Regions from separate parts of the Homo sapiens genome. Here region 2 is linked to region 1. Evidence: chromatin contacts called from ENCODE Hi-C or POLR2A ChIA-PET data. All regions are on one chromosome and are shown on one strand. Each heading gives the region's core, a stretch centred on a gene start or an enhancer-like site at or near the end of the contact. The rest is flanking DNA. Distances are from core to core; before and after follow the strand shown. Region 1 holds the start of LRRC9 (leucine rich repeat containing 9). Region 2 holds the start of DHRS7 (dehydrogenase/reductase 7).

The links. A loop is a pair of places that touch in the nucleus more often than their neighbours do. ChIA-PET counts read pairs that join two places held with the same protein, here RNA polymerase II (POLR2A). Pooled maps may share reads with other maps.
Region 2: a pooled map shows a loop between it and region 1 (4-fold over the local background). The contact joins the promoter of DHRS7 here to the promoter of LRRC9 in region 1. A Hi-C loop is called at or near these places in 6 of 50 pooled maps. POLR2A ChIA-PET finds 5 or more read pairs at or near these places in 5 of 52 experiments (H1, WTC11 and activated T-cell).

What each region holds. Positions count from the first base shown.
Region 1 is chr14:59,915,212-59,922,788 of GRCh38, reverse strand. It overlaps LRRC9 (leucine rich repeat containing 9), which reads right to left and starts at 2,645. Exons shown (of 33, transcript NM_001395648.1): 1 at 2,516-2,645. RefSeq lists an enhancer at 2,286-3,485.
Region 2 is chr14:60,162,593-60,170,169 of GRCh38, reverse strand. DHRS7 (dehydrogenase/reductase 7) reads left to right here and starts at 4,772. Exons shown (of 7, transcript NM_016029.4): 1 at 4,772-4,993. The coding sequence starts at 4,861. RefSeq lists a silencer at 4,539-4,808 and enhancers at 5,009-5,058, 5,249-5,308.

The sequences.
Region 1 (7,577 bases), core at 1,396-3,895:
CATGACATTACTATTCTAAACTTTCACCACTCTTTTCAAGGTCTCTCTCTCAGTAGATGATCTTGACCCCATTTTCACAGAGAACAGTGGTGCCATCAAATGTATGTTTCTTATTTCCCTCCTCTCAAAGACGTATTTTTCTTTCCCTTCTGACTCCTGTCTTAGTAGGTGTTCTTCCTTTTGTCCAAAACAAATCCCTTTTCCTATGTATTGATCCTATCCTTATCTGTCTCTTTCAGAATACTGCTGTCAAATTTTCCTCTTTCATTTATTGCCAAATTTCCTTGTCAACGGTCTCCTTTATTTCTGTATATAAATATTAAGTCTTTCCTATCTTAAAAAGTCTCTCCTATATTCTTCTATGAATAGCTGTTTTTAGATACCTTTATGGTACACCTTTTAGATAATCATTAGCAACACATCACTACCTGCTTTCAGTCCTGGATTCACTGCCATCTGGACTGAGAACACCTCAAGCCACTACAAGGTCAAAAATAACCTTCTAATGGCCAAAGACAGCGGACATGTTTTGATTCTCAACTTGACCTTGACATGGCATTTGACAATGCTGACGACTCTCTTCTTCACGTTTTCTTCTTTGGTTCAACTTTTCTCCTTGGCTTCTCTCTACTTGTTATTTCAAACTTACTTTGTGCTTTTCTTCTTTTCTTTTTTCTTTCTTATTTATTTATTTATTTTTTTTTTGAGACAGAATCTCACTTTGCTGCCCAGGCTTGACTGCAGTGGCACAATCTGGGCTCACTCCAACCTCTGCCTCCCAGGTTCAAGTAATTCTTCTGCCTCAGCCTCCCAAGTAGCTGGCACTACAGGCGCGTGCCATCACACCCGGCTAATTTTTGTATTTTTAGTAGAGACAGGGTTTCACCATATTGGCCAGGCTAATCTCGAACTCCTGACCTTGTGATCCACCCGCCTCGGCTTCCCAAAGTGCTGGGATTACAGGCATGAGCCACCGTGCCTGGCCTACTTTGTGCTTTTCAAACCAATTGTTTTCTTCATGGTGAAAAATCCTTATCTTCTTTTCTGTGCAAAAAAAAAAAAAAAAAAAAATCCAACTGCCCACATGAAAAAGCTCCATCTGAATGTGCCACAGGCATCTCAAATTCAGTGTGTTCAAAATTGAACTCATTATATTTTCCAACCAGCCTCCTTCTCCTAATGTATGCCTTCTCTTGAAAAGTAACACCACCATTCTTCTATTGGTTGAGCTATTATCCTCAACCAATCTTTGACTCTATCCCCCTATTTTCATTCACTCATTAAATCCTTCTGCATATACCTCTTAAAGGTCTTACCACATTTTTTTTCCTCCTCCTCATTCCAATTGCCTCTGCCTTGGTTCAGGCCCTCATCACCTCCCCTTAACTTGATGTCCTCCCTGTAGTCTGTCTTCCCTCAAGTTCATCCTCTACACTACTGTGACAGCCTCCTGAAAGGTAAATCTGCTCATGCTTTACCCCTTTGGAAGGTATTAATGGTTTCCATGCTCTGACTCCTGCCTACCTCACATGCTCATCAGCCACAACCTCCACAGAGGACCCTAGGTTCAGGCCACAACTATAGTTCTCTGGAACTGAATGGATGTTTCTGTACTTTGGCATGGGCTGTTTCCTCTCCCTAAAATGTCCTTTTCCCTTGGCTGTATGGCATACTCCATACTTCCCTAAAGATTTAAATCAAAGATCTTCTCTTTGAAGACTTTCATTCTCTCTGGTAGTATTATAAGCATTCTCTTTCTTGTGATTCTGGTTAGGGCTTGCACATACTCTTTGTATAGCACTTGTCACACTGTAAAACAATGTTTACGGGCCTTTCTTCCCTACTAGGTTACATGTTCATTGAAGGCAGAAACTGTGAACCTATCACAGGTTCACTGTCTGGCACATGCTAGTTGTTAAAAAAATTGTTTAATGGGTTAATTGTCATGCCACAGGCATATGGTATAATTTAAAGACATAATCGTTCTCCATGACCAGAGTATAATGATAGAGTAAAAAGGACCATGGTTTCTGTCTGCCGTGAGAGTTGGTTAGGATGTCATTCTGAGAAAACTTTTTTTTTCTCTGCCCAGTAGAAGTCCTGTATGGGTCAAATTATTTCCTCCTTTGGGTATAAAAGGATCAGAATCCATCAGTTACCACTGATGGTCCAAATAAACCCCCTACACTCTCTAGATGAGCAGTGTCAGGTTTGGTTAGGGAGCACTTGGTTTTTCCAGCCCAGAATCTTAATTGGTGCAGTAAAATCTGCATAGTTGGCTGTAGGCCACCCTCCCTTTCCTTCTCTTGAACTTTGTTCTGGTACCCTGACTGCCTCAGTAAAGCCACCTCACTGTCTTTCATCATTATCATCACCATTGCACCATTACGGAGTTCCCTTGACCTCAACTTTGCTTCACTGGCGTCTTCCCCTTGGTATGGCTTGGAAGGAAAAAGAGGGGATCAAAGACTCCCGGTGATGTACGCCCGAAGGCCACCAGGTGACGGATTCTGACCTTATCACAGAGAGAGGGTGGATTCCGGGGCAATCCGATTCAAGTCCGAGTCCACTCCGATTTCCCAATCCCTGTCTTGCAGCAGAAGGTAGGAAACCCTCTCCCGCCCCAGGCCTGGTGTGTACAGACTGCCTGTGGCGGTTGCCTAGGTAACCTGATCTCCGCCTCCGGCGACCTCCGGGTGGGGAGGAGGAGAAAAGGGGCGGGGAGGGGGATAAAAGGGTGGGGGGGAAGCGGAGGCCGACCCGGGTTTGCATCACGTGGTGGCGACCTCCAACCAATCAGCGGAAGCAGGGGTCCAACCGGAAGACCCCACCTGGGGCTCCTGGGAAACGGCGGGAGCTTCTCGCTGGCAGGTTTTTCTGTACCTGCGCTTATCTTTTCACTTACCTTCGCCAGTTCGCGGAACGTGACTGAAAGCAACGCGTTATGGGCAAGGTGGTGGGGACTTATTCGTTACCTCCTCCAGTCTCGCTCTCTCCCATTCATTATCTTTAGCTCTCGGGTCCTGGAAGCGCGGAGCCTCTCTGGCCTTGAGCCCCGAGGGCATGGCCCTGTGATGTCACAAGGTGGCGTGACAGCCGGGACGAACCCCGACCCCCAGCGCGGCATCCTTCCCGCGGCCAGCGACCACCGCCTCCCGGGAAGGTGGCTGACCACAGCCGCAAGCCGCTGCGCGCCCGGCAAGCCGAATGGAAGGACGGCGCGGGCAAACGAACGCCCAGTGAGGTCCAGAGAAGAGAGGGACCTTCCGAGGGTCTTCTAGTCGATCTCGGACAGGCTTTTGAGTGCCTTTTAAGCATTCCAAAATTTTCAGGAGACAACAGTAATTTACAAAATAGAGTAGAATTAAAAGGGGGGAAAGGGGAGACTTTTCAGAGTGGGCAGAGAGGCTGAGAAATGAACTTAGTAAAAGGCAAACCAAAGCAACCGCAGGTCTCGTGTCGTTCTCTGGATCTGCGCAGTCCAGCAGGGTGAGCCGCTACCCACAGACTCGCAGGGCCCATGATCGCTTGAAATGTGGCTTGTCCAAATTGACATGTGCTGTAAGGTACGCATTGTATTTTGAAGGCTTAGTATGAAAAAAATAAACTCTTTCGTTATTAATCTTCATATTGATTAAATGTTGAAATAATATTTTTGATACATTGGGTTAAATAAAAAATATTGTTAAAATTATTGTTTCTATTTTGAAAATGCGGCTGTTAGATAAATTTTAAATTGCATGTATGACTTGAATTATGTTTCTTTTGGACTGTGCTCTCTTTTATGTGGTTCAGTCGGTTTGTGTAGAATAGTTGTGATGTTAATGCAAAATATTGTCTGTAGTGCTTCTTTCTGTCACCAGATGGCCACCTCATTAAATAGACTATAGTTTTGAACTGCTTTCCCAAGAAAAAGTTCAGATTTTAGGAATATTCTCATTTAACAATTGTCAACAATTTCAGCATATTTGCCTTTATTCAATTAACTTTATCTGTAATATAGACCGTTTGTAAAGATACATAAACAAAAATTAACTGGTTTTCCCTCTACATTCTTATTTCACAGAAAATTGTTTCTATCTGTCATTAATAGATAATTCGAAATAAGCTAATTAAAGTTATTTGTGGCTTAGGGGTTTCAAACTAATGCCAGAAAAGTCAGATTCATAGTTTTTACTTTTACTATTATCTTCTCTGAAATGTAGTTGAACAAGGTGACCTGTCTTTGGGGAAGTTTTCTTCATAGAGTATAAAGATGAATTAGAACATAATAGTTGAGATTTCTACACTTCTAGACATAGAAATTTGAACAGAAACCAGTTCAGCGAATTATCTACACTAAGTTTCTTAATTTGAGGGGTCCAGCTCTGGGATGAAAGTATAAACATTATCAAAGTATATTTTTAGGAATCTATTGGGATTTTCCTGACCAGTGAAAGACTAGGAGAGAGCTAACAGTTTTCTTTACATGATATAAACAAATAATTTTAAGATTGTTATTATTCTAGGTAAAGCTCAAGGATCTGGCCAGTCAGCAACTGAGTCTGAGTTCTTGCATAGCTGTAGACTTAAGAACTATTGGTGACTTGCCAAAATAAAGCCTTTGTCCACAGGGTAAGTCTTAAGAGAATCACCTTCTGTTCACATATTCGAAATGTTGTTTGAAGCAAAAGATGCTTACAGTTAAAAGCCATAGAAGCAATGCAAAAAGAGTGATCATTTTTGTTAATCTCCTTTTCTCACTTTAAAGTAGCTTTATTATAAGGTTTTATGTCTGAACAAAAAACGCTGGAAATTGAAACTACTGAAGAGTCAAGCAAATTAAGTAATCATCTAATTGAAATAAGACTTCACTTTATTCACCTCTGATCATACTAGACAAAGGCCAAGCCATATTAATTTAAATCTATTTATTTATGGGTAAAGGCATCTTGAATCTGAAAACAACTGGAAAGAGATATTACCACTAATTATAGCAAATTTGCTATATCATATCCTGAATTAAAGAATCACTTATTTTAACAAAATAGAGGTGACTTTGCAGACCCAAATAAGAAAATCTTGAATTACATAGTTATTTGTTAATTAGAACCTTTTAAATAGATTGTTAAATTTATTTTTCAAAGCAGCCCTATCCTTATTGGTAGAGAACTGTGGAGACATCTAATTTCAATTCTCCCTTTTAATAGTGCCTTTACTTCCAGAGAACCAAGTCTGGAGGTTTTAAATGCTAATTCGATTTTTATATTTGTGTAGACATTTGATCCTTATGTAAATGAGTCCTTTCCAGCTAATGATTTTATCTGTAAAAATTTACTGTTTCACATTTAAATTTGATATATCATAAAAATCACAAATGCATCACTACTTAGGGTTTACTTTGTCACTGGAAGATATAATTATGTGGTGCTTATAAAGTCATCAACAGAGGCCCTCTTGTTATTGATGCCTAGCAACACATGTGTATTAAGATCCATTTAAAAGTTAGGGATTATTCTGAAGTAAAGTTTTAATTAGACCAACAGAACGCTATTTCTAATGGGTCTACCTAAAAATGCTAAATAGCCTTTGTTCATGATTTGTTGATATATAATTAATGGATAAGCTTTTCTTAAAAGGCAGCCAGAATGGAATTTTAAGAAGACATTGCCTCTGTTTCAGATATATTTGTACTTAGCTCTAAGGCAACAAATTGAGGATAGTGAATTTAAGTGGGGGTAGTAGTCTTAATTCCTTGGAGAGCTCACCAGTTCTTTGTGTCGGAGAAGTCTTTCCTCTCTTCCTCTTTTATTTTCTGTCCTTTAGACCTTAGGCTTATAACGTTGATTATATTTCTCAGGTTGAAGCACATCATCATCATTGGTCTATACAAAAGCCTTCTCTTATTTTTTCTCCAGTTTTTTTTATCCAGCCCCCACCCTTATCCCAACCATATTTAATGTTTCTTATACACTTTTAGTTATGTATTTATCTTTGAAAAACAGGCAGTGTTATTTGTGTGTCTATTTTTAATTTTCATAAGTGGTATCACGCTATAAATTTTATTCTGATCCTTTTTTATTCCATGCTATTTTAAGATCTATCCACATTTTTATATGTTCATCTAGTTCATAGATTCCTATTGTCAGCTATGAGAGCTAGCTGGGGTGCCAGTAGGAATATAGCACATTTTCCATTGTGTACTCTAGGTCCCTGTCTCTGTTGCTGGAGGTGAAGGGTAGAGCTAAATGGAGGGAATAAATGGAAGCAGAATGCCACAGGACTGATTACCTCTAGATGGCTCTAGAAAGTGATCTTCAGGGTGTTTTTGTTTTTGTTTTGTTGTTGTTGTTTGTTTTTTTAGCAGTGCAAGGATTGTGTGTATGTTGACAGGTTGTCAAATCATTAGTTAGGGTCTCCTGAGAAGTAGATAGGATTTGACTGGCAAAAGATATAATGGGCAGAGGAGCAGGAGAAGGTAGGAAGAGTCGTCAGACCACAGTGCAGACCTGATACCTGAGGAAGGAGAGGAGGAAGGAAGGATTGGATAGAGAGAACCTCAGACTATGGTACAGTTCAAAGAAATGTTCTGCCAGGTTGGTGGGGAGCCCTTGAGCCAAAGTCACCTGTTGGAGGAGTTCTGCATCTAACTCGTATTGTGTTTCCCTAGTGTCCATTGTCAGTCACTGAAGGCTTTGCTCTGCTCCCTGACACATTGGAAGCTGTCCCAGAGATCTTCCCTGTACAGACCAAAGCAAAGAGTTTGCCTTTTGATTCACAGGAGCAATATATGTGGAGGCTATATTTTCTGTTTTCTGTGCAGTGCTTTGTTTTAGGGGAAGGAATTAGCGAATTGTTATGATGAGATAGATGGGTTAGTAAATTGTCATTAGGAAATGTAGCAAAAGAACTATGCATCCAGGTTAGTATATTCTGTCTGACAATTGACCTGTGGATGATGAGCAGCAAACAGGTCATTACAAATATAGAAAGGTTTGAACAAGTGCTTCTTCAAATAAAAAAAATTGAAGGCCATAATTTGAAATAAAGTGTAACTTATAGAGGAAGAATACATTTTTAAGACAGGCAACAATTGGGATAGATGAAGTTTGGTGTAAGTAATAAAATGCACTATCCTGTGAGGGAATCAAACAGTTGAACAACATATTGGCATCTTGGGAAGGGACTGGGAGCATTATACAATTAATAATGATCATTTTAAGCCTGGGCAACATAGTGATATCCTACCTCTAACAAAATGAAATACAAAAATTAGCCAGGTATGTTTGCACATGCCTGTAGTCCCAGCTACTCAGGAAGGCTGAGGCGGGTGGATCACTTGAGCCCAGGAGTTTGAGTTTACAGTGAGCTATGATTATGCCACTGCACTTCAGCCTGAGCAACAAAGCAATACCCTGTTTCTAAAAAACAAACAAACAAAACAATAATCATCTTAAAGGAGCATTTGGGAGTTGAGAAGGAGTATGTTTTATTCCATTTGAGTTGCTATAACAAAATATCATGGACTGGGTAGCTTATAAACAACAGACATTTTCTAACACTTCTGGAGGCTGGGAAGTCCAAAATCAGAGTGCCAG
Region 2 (7,577 bases), core at 3,523-6,022, 250 kb before region 1:
GTGTGACCTAGGGCAAGTTACTTAATCACAATTAAGCTTCCTCATCAGGGAAATGGGAATTAAAATAGTACCTAATTAACTGGATTATTGTGAAGATTAAGGGATTTAATATATATAAAGCACTTAGAATAGGCCTGGCAATTAGAAAGCATATGGACAGGTTAACTCTTGTTGTCTTGGTTACTTCTTGTGGCTCCTGTCAAGATCCTACTAGAAAGAGATAAGCCTTGGTCTTAGATAGCTGGGAACAGCATACGGCTTTGTTAAAAGAGATCACGCTCCTCACTGCTCTCATGCCCCATCTCAGCAGACAGCAATCCAAGACTGCTTAGGGTTCGGAATTACAAAACCAAATTCCCTGCTAAGGCTAAAGTTGATCTGAACAAAAGTAAGGGCAAGGCAAAGAGAATAGACATTAGACAGGGACCTGAAAGGATCCAGAAATGGGACTTTACATCCCACAGAGGAAACAGGTAAGGTGTTTCCATACAGTGACAGAGAATAGATCAGTGGCTGCCTAGGGAAGGGGTGGAGGATGGGTGGATTTCAAAGGGTCACCCCTTTTGGGGGTGATTGAAATGTTTACCTTGATTGTGGTGATGGTTTCACAGGTGTATATATTTGACAAACTCATCAAGTTGTATACCTTAAATATGTGCAGTTTCTTGTACTCGAATTATACTTTAGTAAAGGTATAAACAAGAGAGAGCAAGAGGTAGAAGCTGCAATAGCTTCTGTGACCTATCCTTGGGAGTCACACACTCATCATTTCTGCAGCATTCTGCTGGTTACAGTGATCAACCCTGATACAACCTGGGAGGGAAATACATGGTGGTTTGCACACAGGAGGTGAGCATTGTTGGATCCATCTGGGGGATTTCTGGCCATCCCTCTATGTGGAGAGAACAGTATGTACAAGGCCTTGAGGTGGGCTGGTATTCCAGAAAGCCTTAACTGATTAACTCTACTCACCTCTGCTGAAAAGTTGACTGTTACTTGGTGCAATGGTTTTTTTTTTTTTTTTTTTTTTTTTTTTGGTTTCTTTTGTTTGTTTGTTTTGTTTTTTTAAGACAGGGTCTTGCTCTGTTGCCCAGGCTGGAGTGCAGTGACACCATCAGTCTCGGCTCACTGCAACTTCTGCCTTCCAGGCAGTCTCAAGCAATCCTCCCACTTCAGCCTCGGTGCAATGTATGTTAACATATCATCTGTCACATCTTCCAAAATTTGAGTCCCAGGTTCTCCAAAACTTCAATGGGTTAGTTAGACTAACCACTTTCAATGCCTAAGTGTTCTAATATGTCAAGTTCTCCTCTGACCTTATGCTTTGGTTTATGAAGAGTGAAATTATGAGGAGTGTCAGCATGTTTGCAAGCCAATGGGATGGAGTATGATTTAAGAAGCAAGAAAGAATTTTGTTTTTCTTAAATCTGAGACCATAAATTTCTGTTCACTCTGCTTATCTCCAAGGCTGGTCCTGGCTGGAGAGGGGAGAAAAAAGAGAAGGAGAGGAAAAAGCATTGATCAGTTTTAGAATTTTAAGAAAATATTTGCATATTTTAAGAAATTTAACCTAATTTTTTTAACTTTTTACTTTAAAATGATTATAGATTCACAGGAAGTTGCAAAGATGGAACAGACGTGTACTCTGTACCCCGTTCTCCCCACTAGTAAATTTTACATAATTTTAGAACAATAACAGAACCAGGGAATTGGTATTGGCAAAATCCACAGACCTCGTTCAAATTTCACCAGCTTTGCATGTACTCATGTGTGCATGAGTGTTTGAAGTTCTAGATTAGAATAACAACCACCACTACTAAATCATGGACAAGATATATAAAGGGAAGTTTGAAACAGAGCATTTAAGGGAGAGAGAATGAGAGCTATAAACTGCTTATGTTTAAGAGACCCAAGATACTGTGGAAATTGGCTAATCTAAACAAAATATCAATGCACTGATATGGGGAACTGCATGTGGTGAACAGTGCAGTGAGATATTCCTATTGAGGGATCCCATGAGATTACTAAAGGTAAGAAAGTAAGTTATATTTTCTTATAAATAAGACTCTAGGTAAGACCTTGTCTGCCTGAAGAATATCAGAAAACTAGACCATGACCTGAACGCTTGTAGCTGGGGTACAGCCAGGCAGGTGTAAGCCAGAGCTTGTGGAGGGAGGCTGCTAATAGATTGCAGAGCTCCTCTCCACCGTGGCCAGGTTGCAGGATTTCTGAGTAAGGGTGCTGTGAGCTTTTGGGGCAGGGCAATTCTTTGTTGGGTATGTCTTTACATAGTGCCCAGATCGTTAGCACTCTGATGACACCCTGGCTAGCTGGCACTATGGCCACTGTTCATCCAACACATTTCCAAAAGCATCTAAGGGATGTGAAAACATCCTCAATCAAAAACCACAAACCCCTTATTGTTCTTGAGGAAGAATATTCCCTCCCTAGATTCCTCAGTCCCTGTTTCCACTCACAGTTTCCACTCACTCTTTTTTTCCCCCGCCTAGGGACTGCCGATCTTGGAGGATCTGGATTTTTAAAGTTATTTTTGTATAATGCTTTTGTTATGGAAGATGGCAATTGCTTACGCACAACTGCCTTCATCTTAGCTGACCTGAATGGGCCTTAGCTGCCATGAATGGGCCTTAGCTGCCATGAATGGGCCTGACCCCAGACCATCAAAAGTGACCATTACTAAAAGGAGGGAAGGCAGGGTACCATTCTATTACATCTGGAATTAAAAATGAAGGTTACCAGTTATAGAAAAGACTTTCGGACTTTATTCAAAGCATTTTAATAATACTTAGAGAAGATTGATTTATTAAATGCTAGCAACTCTCATTTTAACATTAACTTCCGAACTTCAAGGAGGTTTTAAAAAATTGAATTTTAATTTTTAATTTTTGTGGGTACACAGTAGGTGTATATATTTATGGAGTACATGAGATACTTTGATACAGGCATACAATGTGTAATAATCACATCATGGTAAATGGGGTATCCACCCCCTCAAGCATTTATCCTTTATGTTACAAACAATCCAATTATACTCTTCTGGTTGTTTTAAAACATACAACTAAATTATTATTGACTATAGGCACCCCATTGCACTATCAAATACTAGGTCTTATTCATTCTTTCTATTTTTTGTATCCGTTAACCATCTCCACGTCCCCCCCAACCCTCCCACTACTCTTCTCAGCCTCTGGTAACTATCCTTCTACTCTCTATCAAGGAGGTTTAAATTTCAAGGAAAGGAGAATTCAATCAACGTGGGCTTATTGCTTCTCATGTCAACACTAAGCTATGTATTCCAGACTCTTCAAAAGAAGCATCAGATTTGCTACTTTATTTCAAGGATTCTAAAGTTCCATTGGAACAATACTATATTAACCCTGAAAATAATTAAAAAACAATTTCAGATATAGTTCAGAAGTAATTGTGAAAAGAGGTGAGATTAGGGAAAGATGACTCTGAGTCCAGATAACCCCAAAAAGCTTTTTAGAGAAGGATGAGGGTGGGGAGGCAGGTAGGGGGTTTATAATAGGATTTAAAAAGAGAAGGAAGAGCTATTTAAGGAAATTTGATTACTGCAAGTAACATTCTTCAAAACATTTAAAGAAAAACAAAAGTTTGGCAGGCAAGACTAGAAAAAGAAAACAACACTGGGGAGGGAAGTCACTGCTTCTTTTATTTCCATGACTGTTTTAAAGTCATATTTAGTTTCAGCCAAGGAAGAGCCTTTGACATCAGAGCACACAAAGTACTCTAGGAAATGAAGAGGATGAAAGTTCTACTGCATCAACGCCCAGAACTTTCTCCATTTGGCCACAGGTCGTTCTCATACATGGCCTAGTTTCTATGCACTCTAACTGGGTCCCTCTGAGGCTTGTGAATGGAAAACCCTCTTGCTTTCAAATGCTTGAAAACAAGAAAGATGCTACTATTGATGCCTCAAATACATGTAGGTATTTAGTGGGAAGCAATTAAATGTTTTGAAGGTCATTTCAAACGGAAATTAATCAAAAACAGTATTTTACTCTTTTGTGTATTAGAGTAGGCAAGACCTTGGTGTTTTCATTACATTCTCTGTTTTTATTTGCTGTTTACATTAGGATGTGAATAATGGCTTGGGTAAGGGGAGGATTTGGTACCAACCTAGGCTTTGGTTGCCAAACAGACACCAGAGTAAATTTGTGTGTGGTCAGAATCAGGTTGTAAGGTGCCAACACAGCACATGGCTTCAGTCTTTTTTTCTCTAATTGTAAAAGGACCTTGTCCCCATGGAGGGACCATTGCCTTGGCTTGTGGGGTCTTGAGTGATAGCCACAGTCTTTCTTCAGCACTTTCTCGACCTCATGAAAAGATACTGAAGCTTGAAAAGGGGATGTTCTTTCTGAATAGGAATGGAGAAGAGGGGCCAAGCAAGAATGATTCTATCTGTCTCCTGGCCGTTGATAGTGTCCCTGTACAGAGAGGAAATAACGTAGTATAATATGTAGCTTATGTTTGAATCAGCTTCTTTAAAAATACTGGAATTTTATTTATTTATTTTTGGTAGACACAGGGTTTCCTCATGTTGCCCAGGCTGGTCTCGGACACTTGAATTCAAGCAATCTGCCGGCCCCGCCGGGTGTGCCGCATGAGGGCGCGGGCCGCCCAAGGACCGCGAGTGGGGCCGCGAGTGCTGAGCCCGGCGCGCCCGAGCCGCTCCTCCTCCCGGCCTGCTCCCTGGGCGGAGCCGGGGCAGTGCGGCTCTGGGCTGGCCGAAGGGGTGGCGCTGCGATCCCGCAGGGCAGCGACGCGACTCTGGTGCGGGCCGTCTTCTTCCCCCCGAGCTGGGCGTGCGCGGCCGCAATGAACTGGGAGCTGCTGCTGTGGCTGCTGGTGCTGTGCGCGCTGCTCCTGCTCTTGGTGCAGCTGCTGCGCTTCCTGAGGGCTGACGGCGACCTGACGCTACTATGGGCCGAGTGGCAGGGACGACGCCCAGGTGAGGACCGGCCAAAGCCTCTCCCGAGTGGGAGGCCGGGCTCGGAGCTGCCGAGGCGTGTCCGGGTCTCCGGGGGTTCTGCAGTGATCCCGGGTCCTTTGTGGGTTGCGTGGAGCTTCCCGAAGGCCCGGCTGCCCCTTACGCAGGGGCTGCGGGTTGGGGAGGAAGAGGCGAGGGCTAAAAAGCCCCTTTGTCTTCTGTACTGGTCGGAAGATGGCATGGACTTGCCATTCAGGCTAGGAAACCTCTCCAGGGAGTGCCAAACTGTTAAGAGAGCACTGGAGTCGGCGGTGCTCCTGAGGACTCTGACATCTTACGCAGGACTCAAGGGATTCTGGTGTTGTCTCAGAGGACGATACTTTGAGAAACAGTGAGCGTCCCCCTGCGTTTGTAAGGGAAACTCCTTTGTAAGTACCGGAAGCCCGGTCGTTCTACTACCTGAAGTAGTCTGTCCTCCACTTCCCACTCCTGCAGTTTTGAAATAAAATCTGAGATAATCCGAAGTCCTTCACCTACTTACTCATTCTAGTCAAACACTAGAAAGAACTAAAAATGGCAGTTTGCTGGAGCGAGATCATTATTGGCATACTGCCTATCTCACTTTATCTGTGTCTTGCTTAATATTTGACATCGTGTACATTTGCTGTATGTTGGCTCAGCGCTTTACACACATAACATTTAACTTTTACAACAACTCTTACAAGGTAGGCATTATTAATCTTATTTTCCAGATAGGGAAACTGATGTTCAGAGAAATTAAATGACCTACCGAAAGCTAGGCTTTGGATCCTTAAGGACTTGGGGAAATGGGGTTTCCCTGGACCAAGTTTCTGGTATAAAAATACTCAAAGCATGTTACAAAGTTTGCTTGGAAGAGATAGTAGCTCGAAAGATAGACTATGTTTGGGGGGGGCGTTATGGGTTGGGCGTTGAGGGGGGTGATATTGATCCCAAGGTGAGAATTGGTTCCTGTGGACAAAAAAAAAAAAAAAAAAAAATCTGGTAATACAGTGGTTTGTGCCCCTCCAAAGCTTAACCCCACCCGAGAAAATATTATTCCTTAGTATTTCATTTTTCTGGTTGGGTTTTCTTGGGTATAGCATGTGCAGCACTGACATTGAGTTCACGAAAAATACACAACATGGACGCCACAGCAGTGCTACAAAACTATGGCAAGTGATTGGGCTTTCTCCTTTTAAAGCAGGAATCCCAAATACTGCACAACTTCATTAACCAAGGGCTTTCTCTTGATCGATTGTTCCACCTCAGCGGGGGAATATGTGTGCCTATTGGCTGCCATTGGCTGCCTTGCAGACGTTGTTTGTGTTTGATCTTTAGTGCTTTTGTGTTCACTTGGACTTGGAGAATTAAACGAAAATAGATTATATTTTATTATTTAATCCTACAAAAAATATTCAACCCATCAAATTATGTCAAGTGCTAAAAAGCAAAATTATTGACAACATCTGAATGAATATCTCTAAGCTACTAAGTTAAAAGTTATTTTCTCATATTAAGGAAAAGTTAAAAGTTAAGATCATTGAAAATTTTAAGAAATTCATTTAATATTTTCAGTTGTGTTTTGTCGGAAAAGAACAGTTTGAAGGATTTTAAATTTAATTACATTGTTATCATTATGTAGTTATATAATTTGCAAATTTGCACATGTAGTTTGATAAATTGCTATTTATCTAAGTAAGTTACATAAAAGTTATTCAGCAAAAATCTGGCGTGGTGGCATGTACCTGCAATCCCAACTACTCTGGAGGCTAAGGTAGGAGGGTCATTTGAGCCCAGGAGTTCAAGACCAGCCTGGGCAGCATAGTGAGACACTGTCTCAAAAACCATAAAAATGTTTTTCAGCAAATACAGTTATAAAGTTAGAAGTTAATAACTTTTAAATTTTAATTTAACATTTAACTTAATTTTAAAATTTAGTCATATGCTTATTTAGTCATATGCTTATTAACTAAGGAGTAAGCTTTTTTTCTTTTTCTTTTTTTTTTTGAGACAGAGTCTCGCTCTGTTGGCCAGGCTGGAGTGCAGTGGTATGATCTTGGCTCACTGCAACCTCTATCTCCTGGGTTCAAGTGATTCTCCTGCTTCAGCCTCCCTAGTAGCTGGGATTACAGGTGCGTGCCACCACGCATGGGTAAGTTTTGTATTTTTAGTAGACCTGGGGTTTCGCCATGTTGGCCAGGCTAGTCTCAAACCCCTGACCTCAGGTGATCCACCCCGCTCTGCCTCCCAAAGTGTTGGGATTACAGGCATTAGCCACTGCGCCTGGCAGGAGTAAACTTTATAGAACTCCTTTTATGTATAAAGCACAGATATATGTACAGTACATAAATGATATACAGTATATCTGTGGAATTAACATTTCACAGGAGAGTTTTAGGGGAAAAAAAAGTCTAAAAAGACTCCTGGTGGAGGTAGGGAGTGAGAAAGAAGAAAAGATTAAAGGAAAATTGAAATAGACTCAGATTCCCAAAACAGCTCAGACTGGAGAGATGGGCAGACTCTATCAAGATGAAAAAAGAAAAAAAAATCCTTCTTGACTTCTCTGTAGGTTTATTATTTTTTG